Regions from separate parts of the Homo sapiens genome. Here region 2 is linked to region 1. Evidence: read pairs that join two places in POLR2A ChIA-PET (ENCODE). Cell type or tissue: MCF 10A. All regions are shown on one strand. Links, peaks and the distances in the headings refer to the core of each region. The heading gives the core; the rest is flanking DNA.

What was found. ChIA-PET counts read pairs that join two places held together with the same protein. Peaks named below come from ENCODE experiments on the same cell type or tissue, not always from the same donor. Only the 100,000 strongest peaks of a DNase experiment are listed, where the experiment ranks them.
Region 2: POLR2A ChIA-PET joins it to region 1 with 5 read pairs; 1 of 35 experiments calls an interaction of 5 or more read pairs at or near these places.

Annotation. Positions count from the first base shown.
Region 1 is chr6:149,895,940-149,898,748 of GRCh38, reverse strand. It overlaps RAET1E (retinoic acid early transcript 1E), which reads left to right and starts at 636. Exons shown (of 6, transcript NM_001394057.1): 1 at 636-728; 2 at 2,717-2,809. RAET1E-LRP11 (RAET1E-LRP11 readthrough) reads left to right here and starts at 2,619. Exons shown (of 15, transcript NR_182438.1): 1 at 2,619-2,809. The region is part of intron 1 of RAET1E-AS1 (RAET1E antisense RNA 1); the gene reads right to left. RefSeq lists a silencer at 82-376. In MCF 10A, for the core only: no CTCF peak of the experiment used is centred there; DNase peaks (open chromatin) are centred at 1,198 and 2,598.
Region 2 is chr6:151,040,022-151,042,830 of GRCh38, reverse strand. The region is part of intron 26 of MTHFD1L (methylenetetrahydrofolate dehydrogenase (NADP+ dependent) 1 like); the gene reads right to left. Among named protein-coding and RNA genes, the nearest start is that of MIR12131, 61 kb to the left of the region's middle. In MCF 10A, for the core only: no CTCF peak of the experiment used is centred there; DNase peaks (open chromatin) are centred at 1,500 and 1,760.

The sequences.
Region 1 (2,809 bases), core at 179-2,678:
TGGCTACATTCACAAGTAGCTGGTGTCACTTTGGTGGGGGCTTTGTAAGGAAGTGGGCAGGGTGTCTTTTAAGGAAGACTCAGGAGAAGTGCTGGTCTTCCAGTTGCAGAGGGGAATGGAGTTGCAAGAAGAAAACAGCGAGGTTCAGTGACACACAGTGCGAACACGAGCTCAGGGGGCAGGAGCTCCAGGTCTCAAGAGGGCAGGACGATAATGCAGTGTTTGCACAGAAACCAAGCAATAGAGGGAGCCAGCACCCACCAGAAATGAGGTAGGGCCGCTGTCACAGCTATGCCAGGACCTGCAGAAGCCTAAACCCTGAAAAAAGGTGGGGGCCCCCACCTACATATCAAGGAAAACATATGTATGCCATCACATGCTGGTCTCCAACAACTGCTAAAATTACATTAAATCCTTTCTAGAATTTCGTGGCTGGGACTTGAGTCTGGTCTTGGTCCTTCTACTGATGGTGAATCCAGTACTGAATTGGATCCAATTCTGGACGAGTTACCCTGTCCTAGAATCACTCACACGTGACAGTTGACAGGTGGCCCCACCCGGTTTGCATGGTGGACGGGTGTTCTGCTAGGCCGGCCTCTCCACACCCAGAGAGACTGAACTGGTTTCTGCTCCTCAGAGAGTTTGCACAGAGACTCTGAGGAAGCAGTCACCTCAGGCCTCTCCATCCTAGAGACGGCAGAAGGACAAACATCTCCTGCTGGCACAAGGTAGGGGGTGGGGGATGGCTGGTGTTCCAAACACCCGTGCAGAGGGAACGTGTGCATGTTTGGGAGTGAAGGAGGAAAGCAGGGGCTCGAGTGGTGAGAGAACCAGGGGCAGATAATGAAGTAAAAGTGGGGTTGGGGGAGATGCTGGGGGTGTGGCGGCGGGGACGCTGGATAAGGCAGGGAGGACGGGGTGGCTCTGCGGGTCCTCTGCCTCCACACCAAGCACTCAGGGATCCGTGCCTCCTTCCAGTCTGGAGTCCCAATCGCCCCTCTCTCCAATTTGGGGGACAGGGATTTCTCCTTGTTCTCCTGCCCTAACTCCTTCTTTCCGACTTCTCTTGTCCCATTCTCCCTCAGATCCTCCCTTCCGCTTATGCCAAGGCTTCCACAGCCTCGCTCTGCCGGGCCTTGGCATTCCTAGCCTGAGTGTTGAAACCATTGGCCGGGACCTCAAGGCAGCTGGGGCAGGGAGAGGACGGTTAGAAGCCCAGGGCACACTGCCACAAAAAGGCTGTGACTCATTTTCAGGGATTGAAAACTGCAGTCCAATTCATTTTAAAATTTTCGTCTCTCTTTGGACTTCAGGCTGAAAGTTCTTTATAGCAACGGGCTTCCAGGGACTATGTGAAATTATTGGTTTCACTTTCCTTATCACCCGCTTCTTACTTCAATTAAAATTCCATTTCAGCCGGGTGTGGTGGCTCACTCCTGTAATCCCAACACTTTGGGAGGCTGAGGGGGGAGGATTGTTTGAGCCCAGGAGTTCGAGATCAGCCTGGGCAACGTGATGAGACCCCATCTCCACACCAAAAATTTAAAAATTAGCTGGGTGTGGTGGCTCATGCCTGTAGTGCCAGCTATTCTGGAGGCTGAAGTGGAAGGACTGATTGAGCCTGGGAGTTCAAGGCTGCAGTGAGCCGTGCTCATGCCACTGCACTCCACCTGGATGACAGAGCAAGACCTGGTCTCAAAAAACAAAACAAACAAAAATCTACTTCATATGTAACCATTACTTCAGTTTTGAAACCATTGCCTGAAGCTGACATTTTGCAGTTGGAAAATGGCTATTCCTTCCCATCTTCAGGTTGGCTCAGGCCAAGCTGAGATTCAGGACCACAGAGGGCAACAAAGGTGGAAGGGCCCCTTTCCCCTTTCTGTATATTTTTCCCAGCCTGTCTGCAGCTCTTTCTTTTTCTTCAGTGTTAGGTTGGCATCCCAGATGTCAGGACCCAAGTATAGGCCTGGTGTGCTCCTTCCTGTGAGTCATCAGACTTGTAGAAAATATTGGCCCTGCTAAGGAGCTACTCAGTGGTCATATCACACATATGCACGCACACACACACAAGCACCCATGCACACACACACACACACACACAAACACACACATACACTCTGTTCTTGGCCCACCCCCGCTGGTGTCCCCACAGCAGCAGTATTGGCAGGGCGGTAGCAGTGAGTTCCTCTCTGTGTACTCTCAGGGCCTGGATGTGTACAGAACAGGCTCCACTCAGGACAGATTTGAGACCCCTTCTCCAGACCAAGAGGTGGAAGTGCACCCTCAAAATTGAGGTTCTTTAACCTTAGCAGACAGAGAACCACATAGGGGACATGTAAAAAATGTGCATTCCTCGGCTCCTTCAAACGCTTGACCCACTGTCCTCTGAGCAGACAACCCCTTATCCCCCAGCCCCAGAGATAGAGCCCTGCCGATAGTCCATGGTTACTTTCTTTGAAGTCTGTTCCATCTAGTTAAGAAAGGACAGTGGTAAAGACCCACTTACCTTACCAGGCATCATAAGGGCCCTAGCATCTGAGTCACAGGATGTCACCCTCTGGGTCTGACATGCACTTGAATTAACTGGCATACTGCCCGGCACACAGAGGGAACCTAGATGTGGAACGGATATGGGTGGTGTTACAGGCCGCATGTTTGCCTGCCTTCCAAATTCATATGCAGAAATCCTAATTCTCAAGGTGATGCTATTTAGGAAGTCATAACTCATGTGAGTGGAGCCATGTGGGATTAAGAAGTGATAGGAGAGCTTGCTGTCTGTCTCTGCTCTCCACTGTGTGAGGATACA
Region 2 (2,809 bases), core at 207-2,706, 1.1 Mb before region 1:
TATGGAAAAAGAGAAGAAAAAAAGCTACTCATAATAACACTGTCTAATTTAAGGTTTTGGTGTTGTCTTTCTAGTCTTTTTCTACATGGAATGTAATTTACTTCTCAATAATATTGTTTCATATACTTTGCTTACATATTAGTATTTTTGTCATGAAATTTATGCCAACTGATTAAACAGCCCTTGTAAATTATAGAAACTTAAAGACAATATCAAAACCATGTGACCACAAGACAAAGACCACCTACTACTAAATTATTTTTGGCATGAGATTATTTTTTGAGAAGTTTTATAAACTATTAGGTTTATTGAACTCTATAAACCATAATCCTTGAAAGAATTTTGGAAGCATACCATAACAGGGTAATTTGTAGTAGAATATAGGGTTGGAAAACCTTAAAAAACAACTTGCTTGTTTCTTCCCATATCAAAGATTTGTATTAGAAAAACTATCTCTTACAAAAAGATGTACTAAGTGGTATTATGTCGTTCAAGAATCTTGCATTATTTCCTAGCTTTCAATAATATGTATCATGTCATAAAAAAGAGGGAAGAATACATAAAATACATATGAAGCTTACTAGGAATGAAGAAAGTTATTTTAAGAAGGAAAAATTGGCTACCATCAAGGAATATGGAAAACACTAGCAATGCATGTAAGAATGACCTCAAAGGTCTTAGATGACCACGAGCTGGGAATGCTTGTGCTGGGGGCTTCAGTTACAACAGCATGGGGCAGTGAAATAGACTAGTGAAGCTGTTACACCAGTTAATAGTATTTATTATTATTTGTGGTCACCAATGCCAATTAAAGCAATAATTAAATAGAACATGACGAAATAATTCAATGGTAGGAAAAAAAAACCCTGGCCTATAAGTGAACATGGAAAGTAAAAGTAAATATTTAGAAGCGAAATCTGGAGCGGAAAAAAGCTCCAGCATCTCACCATGGGGTCTTCCAAAGCCAGCAATGCTGGAGATGTTTATTGTTTAAGGATGGACTTGCTTGGGTTGGGATTCTCCAACTAGAGCCAGAGGGGAGCTTCTCTGCCTCCCTTGAGGACACAACAAGAGGGGCTTTCTGCCTTTGTTATAAAGCCCGCCGCATTCTGTGCCTGTATGGTTTTATTTACTGGAGTCTATCATAAGGCCTGTGAGGGAAGGACTGAATCTTTCTCATAGCTGTGGGGCTGATGGCCCTGCGTGCTGTAGGCATTTAATAATTCACTGAGTAAATGAATGAACCCTGCAGGAGAATGGGAGGCTTTCTGATCCTGAGGTCTCAGTTTGGACTATCTTTCTGGAGTGGATAGATGAATATGTATTTCAGCAGCACCCTAATAAGTGCACATTGGGTGACTAAGCAGAAGAGTGATTCATTTTGCTAGAATTTTCCCACCTGCAGGAGCCAGTCCCCCTGGTGTCCCCATTCCCCGTCCCCTCAGTCATCTCAGCAGGAAATTACTATCCTGTCTCCCACACGGGTGATGAATGTTCAAGGCATTTCAGCAGACTGTGGCAAGGCCCAGAATGGGGTCAAGTAAAAATAAATACCAGTCCTTATTAGGAGATCCTGGCCCCTCTGGTGCGTGTGTCCCACTACACATGCAGCTTCCTGCTCTGTCATAGAAAGCAGCCCTCTAGGGCCACCGCCTCCAGTGAGAGTTTCCTGACCTCCAGGAACTTCTGTAGTCAGGCACCACTCCCTTCCTCATGCCCCACACCCGACTGTTCCAGGAGATTTCATCACTGTGCACTGACGCTCACTGCGACCCCGTGTGTGGCCACAGGAGGAACTCGGCTGAGGGCTGAGAAGACCAGATAATGACACAGAGGGCTCACTTCAGGAAACCAGGGAGCTGCAGCAGCTATCCAGGGCCATTCCACACATTCATTTTCTAACAAGTCGTAAGTGAAAGAGTGACGTCAGGAGCGGACAGCCTGGTGTCCAGGCATGAGCCATGGCAACAGATTCTGATTTTCCAGAACGGCTTTGGTCTTTACCTAGTGTTGGATATGGTGGCGTTAGCTGGAGTGAGAGGAGATTCACATTGTATATTTGTTTAGTGACTCCAAAGATTTTAAATTATATTGTGTTTTTTATTATTTTATTTCATTTTTTTAGAGACAGAGATCTCACTCTATCTCCCAGGCTGGAGTGCAATGATATGATCATAGCTCACTGTAGCCTCAAACTCCTGGGCTCAAGTAATCCTCCCATTTCAGCCTCCTGAGTAGCTGGGACTCCAGGTGCGTGCCATGACTCCTGGCTAATTTTTGTTTAAGTAGAGACAAAGTCTGGCTATGTTGCCCAGGCGTCTCAAACTCCTGGCCTGAAGCAATCCTTCTACCTTGGCTTCCAAAAGTGCTCGGATTGTAAGTGTGAGCCACTGTGCGGGCCCTGGTTTTTATTTAATGGCTATTAAATGCTCAGTAGTGAATTAAGGTTTCAGTTAAATGCACAATTTTTACACCAAACTATTCTCTTTACTAATTCACTTCTATCTGCGTCTACCACCTGTAAACTACCTGAAGCAGAGAAAGCTTCTTAAAGTTGGGGCTCCCTGTAGCCCCGAGCTGAGTGCCTTATGCAGCATTGGCCGAGTGAATGAATTTGTTGGGTGAACTACTGCGGGGTTTAGAGTCCTCAGAGGGTAGGACAGGACAGATCGTGACTGAGGCTAACCTTCTCAGCTACTCTACCATTTCATGCTCTGTTTGGGCACCTCCGTCACCCCTCACCTCCCCTGATGGTCCAGTCTCTCTGGGCCTGCACTGTCCAGCCGCCCTCTTATCCCTAAGCCAAGGC